Linked DNA regions of Homo sapiens: regions 1 and 2 are each linked to region 3. The links are chromatin contacts, found by Hi-C or POLR2A ChIA-PET in ENCODE. All regions are on one chromosome and are shown on one strand. The core of a region is the stretch at or near the end of the contact, and the rest is flanking DNA. Distances in the headings are between cores, read along the strand shown. Region 1 has its middle 30 kb from the start of ATP8B1. Region 2 holds the start of NARS1 (asparaginyl-tRNA synthetase 1). Region 3 overlaps TCF4 (transcription factor 4).

Region 1 (2,700 bases), core at 96-2,595, 2.5 Mb after region 3:
ACTAGCTACAGAATGCTGATTGGTGCATTTTACAATCCTCTTCTAAGACAGAAAAGTTCTCCAAGTCCCCACTCGACCCAGGAAGTCCAGCTGGCTTCACCTCTCAGAAGGAGTCTCTGAGCAGAAAGGACCAGCTGGTGGAGAACGCACCGAGTTTTATAGTCCAGTTTGAGGAGGTGTTGTCTGATTTACTAGGCCTCACAGATTGGTTCCATCATGTATGACATTTACAAAGCTCTCTGGGAAGGCTTGTCGCCCTACCCTAATCTTCTTATGCAAATGGACTTTCCAGTTGATGGGGGCCATATTATCTGCTTCTTACCGTACACGTGGCTGGCAGAGAAGGCAAGATGGAGCCACCATCTTGAAAAGGTCTAGTCCTTAGTTCCTGCTGGCATTCATCTGTGCAGCAAGCTGCCAGCTTGCTTGTCTATGTCTGCAGCTCAACTTTTATCAGCTGCTCTTTGTTAGAAAATTATTTGGGGCTGCTTTTCATTAAAAGGAAAGCCCTACCAAGGACTCCCATGCCCTTGCTATCTCCCTAAGTAATTCCTTTTTACCTCCTATATCACCACAAGCCAGCTTTCCTGGGAGTCCCCTAGTTTCTCTCCAGGCCCTAGGTCACTTCCTATCACCACTGAATCTGTCAGCATCTTTTTGGTGCACTCAGGCCTCCTGGCTCTCCTCCTCAGTATAGCCTTGAATTAATCACCAACTTATCACATAGTGAACAGATGTAGCCTTTTCCAAATCACTCAGGGTCTTCATTCTGAACCCAAATCACCACTCTGTGCTTTAAAATATCTCTCCCTTGCAGTTTGGTGTGGGTGTAGGACTACATTCTGGCCAATGGAGCTTGAGCAGAAGTGATACATGCAACTTTCAAGTCATGCCCCGTGCCCGTTCTTTTCTTTCTGCAGGAGGGAATACAGATGAATTGGCAGGATCAGGAGCAGCCATGTTGCACCAAGAGAAGATGAAAAAAGCATATGTTGCAGATTGCAAAGTAACTAGGTAAGCATTTGAGTCCCTAAAACTATTCCTGGTATGACTGGTAGCGGCATACTAGCTTGGACTTTTTTGTGTCAGAGAAATAAACCTTCATCTCACTTAAATCAGTATTATTTGGGGCCACTCTCTCTGTAGTAGGAGTGAAACTAGTATCCTAACTAATTTAACTGTCAAAAGAAAAAAAAATATGAGGCGAGAAAATAAGGAATCAAGAAACAAAAGTCAAGTTTTACTCACTTCATAGCTTGGCTCAAAAGCAACTTTAAATATGTGAGAAATGCAACAAATGATAATCATGCATACAGAGAAATTCCTCAAGTGACAAATGCTTTTACTTTCATTTCCTTTCTTGAAAATTGACAGAGTAAGATTCAGATGCATGTACTGACACTCACGTCAGTAACATCGGCTCAGGTTAGACTTTGGTCGTCTTATCCTTCGACTACCTAAGGGACTCATGGCCAGTATATTTTACAACCCCCAGTGCCAGTTACTGAATTCTCACCTGAGAATGAATTCCCTAAGTCTGTAATGTTTCATCATCTTGCAACACAGATAAGCCTGTGTTTAGAGCAGGCTTTTCCATATGAGTCCCTCCTCTTTCACACTGGGGCTGAGTAGAAGGTGATTGACCTGCCTGAGACTTTATCAGTTTGGAGTTCATGTTCCATGTGGTGTTGGAGGGAGCAATGGAGGCTGTGAAATCAGACATCCTGCTTTTTGACAGGGTTGTTTGATGACTCACCCAAGCCATTTTTTATTCTCGGTGCATATTCTAGTTTCCCTTCTCCCGACAGTAGCCTGATGCACCTGTGCTTGCACTGTCCTTAAGCCTGTTGCTATTGTTATGTGGTGTCACTGAGCCCAACACTGCGTGCGTGTGTGTGTGTGTGTGTGTGTGTGTGTGTGTTGAAAGGGGTAGGAAAGTGAGGATGATTTTCAACCATTAAACCCTTAAGGGGCCATCTTCTGAAGCCTGGCATCATCATTTTTGTTCTCAAGAACATTTAAGTCAAAAATAACAAGGTTCCTTTTGCTCATCTTCAAATTATTTTACTTGTTTGATCCAACTGCTAACTAGAAGGTGAATTCTTTCTGCTGTCATTTCATAATTCTAGTGTATTAAAAAGAGATGGGGGCTGGGCACGGTGGCTCATGCCTGTAATCCCAGCACTTTGGGAGGTCAAGGTGGGAGGATCACTTGAGGCCAGGAGTTCAAGACCAGCCTGAGCAACATAGCAAGGCCTCCTACAAAAAATTTTAAAAATTAGCTGGGCATGGTGACACCCACCTGTAGTCCCAGCTGCTTGGGAGGCTGAGGCAGGAGGATTGCTTGAGCCCAGGAGTTTAAGGTTGCAATGAGCTTCAAGTTTTTATACCTTCAATCATACCATTTGTGGCTTAGGAACCCCTAATATATTACATGGAGGGTAATGTAGACACCAAGAAAATGATTGAAAACAATTTATGCCTAAATACATTTGTATTCTTCTTTAGAGAAACCTAGTAGACAAACTAAAAGCTACTAAGCAAATAAATCAAGGTACTGTATTTTACAAAATGACTCAATTTATGCATCATTTAAAGAGTGTGGATCCCTTGGGAACTTTAAACATGGTTGCATTAGTTAAACAGTTGCTTCATTCAGATCCCTCTAGGAACTTGGGCAGCACAAGGGAAGGGGGGCCT
Region 2 (2,700 bases), core at 58-2,557, 2.3 Mb after region 3:
ATAAATGCAGTCTCATTTTCCTAATGAGAAGAGACTCTACCTTTAGACCTGTTTTAAATGGTTTCTCCTTGGTTCCATCTCCCGTGGCATCGCTTCCCTCTCGGTCAGAGACGTACAGCTCTGCTGTTTGACAAAATGAGGGTAAGTTATGGTCTGGCCATTAACTATTAGTCACCTTACTACTTTATTCATTCCTTATCTTTGTAAACAGAACAAGCATCGATTAATAAAAATTGAGGTCCATAAGTAATTAATATCCTAGTTATTTCCCCACTCCATTTCAATAACATCCATCTCATAAAAACATTAGTTAATAATCCAGGTTTTCAAAATGAACTCTGATCATTTTAATTTGTGATATTTATTCTATCTAATTGGGCACCCAAAAATAAAATATGGGCTTTGAAGTTGATCAGACATACGCTGGAATGTTGGATTTTGTACCTTAAAAGGCAGGGTGACTCTGGAGAATTTACTTAACCTTTCTGAGCTTATTTCTTTACCTATAAAATAGGAAAAACAATCCCCATCTTGAAAGGCTGTGCTGAGGATGAAATAAAATAACACATACAAATCAGATATCCCAGTGCCAGTTTTTGTAGAGATGGCAAATAAACACCAGCTCCCTCTGGACTTTAAAGGAAACAGAAGCTCTGAGGTTAGAAAATTTCAGAAGGCCTCACAACTAGTAGGTCTGAACAGTTAACATCCATCCAGGTCTCTCTCTTTTTTTTTTTTTTTTTCCTACTGCACAGTATGGTCTCCCCGGAAACCTCAATAAAAAAATGAGGGTGGGAGAAAAACAACTAGAATCCTAAAGCCCCTTCCTGACGATCACTTTGAAGAACTGCAGGAGTAGGGGCTACCCTGTGTCTGAACCCGTCCCAGCGCCTGAGTCTCAGCGCAATCGGGAGGTTTCGCAGCGGGGCAGGGGAAGGGCCCGGAGCCACCGCCATCGCAGCCCGGGGGAACGACGGACTCGGGGAAGCCCGGCCTGGCCCTTCAAGTCCCGGGCCCAGCAAAGGCCAGCACCCTCCCTCCCTCCCTCCCTGCAATCGGTCCCCAAACATTCGCGGGGCGCCCACTCTGGTAGGCACTAAGGAAAGCGCCGAAACCCGACTGGAGCAGAGTTCCTGCCCCAGGCAGGGAACACCGCGCCATACACTGAGTCTCACCCACCTAGCACCATGCCTGCAGTGGCCCTGGTCACCTCCAAGGACACAGACTGCAACACCGACGCCGTCTTATGACTCCAACGTGCACCGGCGGTTTCCGCGATTCCGGCGTTGCATCAGAGAGCGTAGATCTGAGGGCGCCTGCGAGAATCGGCCGAGCGCCGCGGTTCCATTGGTTACGAGAGGTGGGCGAGCGGCGCCGGGGCCGCCATCTTTGGTGAGGGCAGAGGCAACTTCCGGATCCAGAGACGCCCCGCCCCACGCGTTTGTGCAGCTCGGAAGGCGCTGCCTGTCCCGGAGCTCCGCGGCCCTGGAGACCCTGGCACAGTGTCACTTTTGCACCCTTCCTTCCCCGCCTCCCCAACTTTCCTTTCTGAATCTTCCAATTCCGCCCCAGCTGGAGGCGTGCGGGTCCTCTTGCAAACCAGACCAAGGATGTCGCCCCGATCCCCAGATGGTGGAGGCTGGTTGAGTTCATGTCACCAGCAAACACCGCGCCAGCTGCGAGACGGGGTGCGCGGCGGTGGAGGGGACGCAGCGGGTTGCGTAAACTTCCTTTTTTTTTTTTTTTTTTTTGAGACGGAGTCTCGCTCTGTCACCCAGGCTGGAGTGCAGTGGCGCGATCTCGGCTCACCGCACCCTCCACCTCCCGGGTTCAAGCGATTCTTCTGCCTCAGCCTCCCGAGTAGCTGGGATTACAGGCCTGTGCCACCATGCCCAGCTAATTTTTGTATTTTTAGTAAAGACGGGGTTTCACCATCTTAGTCAAGCTGGTCTCGAACTCCTGACCTTGTGATCCGCCCACCTCGGCCTCCCAAAGTGCTGGGATTACAGGCGTGAGCCATCGCGCCCGGCCAGATGCGTTAACTTTCTAAACTCCGTGAGCCAGCGTCCCTCGGTGTTCAGGAGAGGAGCTATGGTATATGTTCATTTAAAATTGTAAGGATTACCGTTAGGAAGGCCATAATAATGTGGTGGAAAGAACGAGGGCTTCGGAATACAAACCTGGGTTCTGCCTTTTACTAACCGTGTGTCTTCAGATAAATTACCTAAACTGAATGAGCTTCATTCAGCGAGTTGGGACCGATTGCAGGGAGGGAGGGAGGGTCCTGGCCCTTGCTGGGCCCGGGACTTGAAGGGCCAGGCCGGGCTTCCCCGAGTCCGTTGTTCCCCGGGCTGCGATGGCGGTGGCTCCGGCCCCTGCCCCTGCCCCGCTGCGAAACATCCCGATTGCGCCGAGAGTCAGGCGCTGAGAGGGGTTTATCTGTGTCTTCAGATAAATTACCTAATCTGAATGAGCTTCAGTTTTTCTATTTGTGAAAGATGATATAAATTCACTGCCCGGGCATGTAAGAGGTGCTAATAAAGGGTCTGTCATCATTTTCAACTTTTTTTTACTTTTTTGGTGGGCTTTTTTTTTTTTTGGAGACTGGGTCTTCTCTGTTGCTCAGGCTGGAGTGCAGTGGTGCTATCATAGCTCACGGCAGCCTCGAACTCCTGGGCTCAAGTGAGCCTCCCACTTAAG
Region 3 (2,700 bases), core at 104-2,603:
AGACAGACAGACACACACACACAGAATTTATTCTGATGACAATAACTTGAGACAGCCTTGCAATTTAATAATGAACACCAACAAACCTCTTACGTGTATATTCCCATATTTCTTTGTATTGAAATCTTAAGACTATGAAATAACTGTTTTCTTATTAAGCAATTAAGATTTTTACTTTTTCAATTGGGATCCTAATTATTTTAAATTTTTTTTCAATATACACACGTATCTGGAGAAAATATTTATCTCAGATAAACACACTTATCGGATAAGTAGAAAATATACTTATCTGAAGTAAATCCATATTACACCAAGAAGTCAGATAAAGCACAAATCATCTCAATCTTTTTAGTGGCATGAACTTATTTTCTTGGCATCATTTAGATATTCTCAGGTAAAATACTTTTAACTATTTACATGGTTCAAATATGGACACATTTAGTTTGGAAGATGCTTTTATCACAGAAAAGTATCAAAATATCAGCGTAAACTGTGAAATCTAATTTTATTTGTGTCTTTTTTAGTGACTTCCTATGTTATCTTGAATTGGTTATTTTTATATGGCCTGGGTTCATATGTAGACATTCAAATGGTTTATCACATGATCAAATATTTATTTTCTGAGTGACTGGTCAGATAGCTTGTATTCATATTGATTATAAAGTAATTCACATTGATTACTAAGGTAAGCAATGGGTTGTTTTTTAACTAGATTTTTGATCCATAAGTAAATATTTGACTTCTACCTTTCTGTGGCACTATTTCCCTTTAGAAGAAAGAAGAGACTTCTCATTTTGCTTTATGTGGCATTATAAAAACTCACACAGACATATATGGTTTGGAGAGACAGCAGCATGCAAAATAGATGCAAAAACCAGATTCTCAAATTTCAGTATACAGTGAAATCTGATCAGATTCATTTCCCCACTTTTCCACATATTTTCATGTCTGAGGTAAAGAATTCAATGAGTATGCCATTATCTACATGAACATAACATCTTCTAGGAAATTCAACAAACCAGAGATACAAAATGGCATCACCCTGCAAACAAGGTAAAATGTAGCTAATAGCATTATGTGATATGGCAAAGTGTAATACCAAGTAGCAAGACCAGAATATATAGATTTTTAGGTTTAATTACACTGGAACCTACACATTTGACTCAAAGTGAAATTCACTTCTTCCTTCCTCAATTTTTTGCAAAGTAACTGCAAAAGTCATAAATTTACTACTAAATCTCTCAAATATTAAATGAAATTAGGCAAACATAGTGCAATTGACACATCTGAAGACTAGATGTGATTTTTATTTAAGGAGAAAAGACTTCATTATGCCTCTTATTTTTCCCCAGGCCGTCAATCTTTTTCCCTTGGGATAAGTGGAATGTTCTTAAAAAAAAAAAAATAACAAACCCTTATCCTAACCCAGTGTAATCCATAGCCAGTCTCCAAGTTTGATACAAAAACAAACCATTTCTATTTTGGTACAATGAGGAAGCATCACACTGGACAATGTAAAAACAGAGATGGAGGAAGTTGACTCAGATTGCTGCACTTCCTAGATGAAGCTGGTTAGCGAGCTTACCACAATCACCTGAGTCAAATGAAATTCGAGGACAATTGTTTTTTTCCCTCAAAATGGTACACGTGTAAATGAATTCCCAAAAAGTTAGAGGGGAAATCCTGGTTATGTTTATTTGTCTGGATGAAGGATGATAGTTGAGAAACTTTTAACAAAAAATGGATGGATGAAGCTGACTGGAATCTCAGCACAGGATGTTCTCAATTTTAAAAAATTTGTGAATAAATATCAGGCTTCCCAATGCATTGCTCGATAATCAGAGGGGAAATGTGATTATTACAATGAAAATGGTTTTCATTCTAAATGAACTAATTATCTAGGGTTTATTAACCCTCTTTGGGGGTGAAGATTCTAGCAATTTCCTGAGGTTTCTAACTGTTGATTACCTTTGTTCTTTCACATCATGGAGCAATAGGACAACTTGCTAGGCAGAGAACAAACAATTGTCAAATACTTTAAATGGCCACCTCTGACAAACGGAATGAAAAGAGTAGGTATAAAGGAAAAACAAAACATAAATTTTAAAATGCAAGTGAATGACCATACAGTGAGAGCATCCAACGTACATCCATCACTGAAGTGCCTTTTCAAGTTCGTGTTTAGCAGATCTAAGTTCCCTCAAGGCCAATCGATAGCCTAAAGCTTAAGCAGGTCATTGGTCCATTCCTAATCTAAATATGGTGTTCTTTAACTCAAAATAAACTTGAATTTTAACGACTGAGTTTTCAAAATAAGCACTCTCTTCATTCTGTTAATCAAAAGCACTTATATACCCACCCCACACATAAACACAGACACGACCAGGAAGGAACAGGTGAGACAAGTTTTGCATCATCTTCTATTAAAAGACAACAACTTAGAGTAAATCCCACGAGTAATCTAAAAGACTTTTTTTAAAGAGATAATGTGCAATTTTAAAAAATTCTGGGTTTTCATTAAATAACAGTGAAAGAAATTCATAAACTTTTATTGAGCATAAACAGTACTAAAATAAGAATGATTTGGGAAAAAAATTGATATTGATAAATTTTGGCTTTTAACATTAACCCAGCTGAATCAGGTATGGGTGATGAGTGAGAAAAAGTACTGTGGCAGTATTGGTCTTATTTCCTTCATTT

The links. Hi-C counts contacts between places; a loop is a spot of excess contacts on that map. ChIA-PET counts read pairs that join two places held with the same protein, here RNA polymerase II (POLR2A). Pooled maps may share reads with other maps.
Region 1: a loop to region 3 is called in a pooled map, with 4 times the contacts of the local background. The contact joins two enhancer-like sites. A Hi-C loop is called at or near these places in 1 of 37 single-sample maps with no recorded cell type and 4 of 50 pooled maps. POLR2A ChIA-PET finds 5 or more read pairs at or near these places in 1 of 52 experiments (activated CD4-positive, alpha-beta T cell).
Region 2: a loop to region 3 is called in a pooled map, with 3 times the contacts of the local background. The contact joins the promoter of NARS1 here to the enhancer-like site in region 3. A Hi-C loop is called at or near these places in 2 of 37 single-sample maps with no recorded cell type and 4 of 50 pooled maps. POLR2A ChIA-PET finds 5 or more read pairs at or near these places in 2 of 52 experiments (GM12878 and activated CD8-positive, alpha-beta memory T cell).

What each region holds. Positions count from the first base shown.
Region 1 is chr18:57,832,191-57,834,890 of GRCh38, forward strand. No RefSeq gene overlaps it. Among named protein-coding and RNA genes, the nearest start is that of ATP8B1, 30 kb to the left of the region's middle. RefSeq lists a silencer at 587-881 and enhancers at 1,259-1,458, 1,499-1,588, 1,629-1,678. Within about 2 kb of position 1,346, at least 6 of the 41 ENCODE cell types and tissues checked have a DNase peak (open chromatin) inside an H3K27ac peak, as active enhancers do.
Region 2 is chr18:57,620,529-57,623,228 of GRCh38, forward strand. It overlaps NARS1 (asparaginyl-tRNA synthetase 1), which reads right to left and starts at 1,308. Exons shown (of 14, transcript NM_004539.4): 1 at 1,180-1,308; 2 at 41-123. The coding sequence starts at 1,189. RefSeq lists enhancers at 1,157-1,861, 1,242-1,581.
Region 3 is chr18:55,326,990-55,329,689 of GRCh38, forward strand. The region is part of intron 8 of TCF4 (transcription factor 4); the gene reads right to left. Among named protein-coding and RNA genes, the nearest start is that of TCF4-AS1, 120 kb to the right of the region's middle. Within about 2 kb of position 1,354, at least 3 of the 41 ENCODE cell types and tissues checked have a DNase peak (open chromatin) inside an H3K27ac peak, as active enhancers do.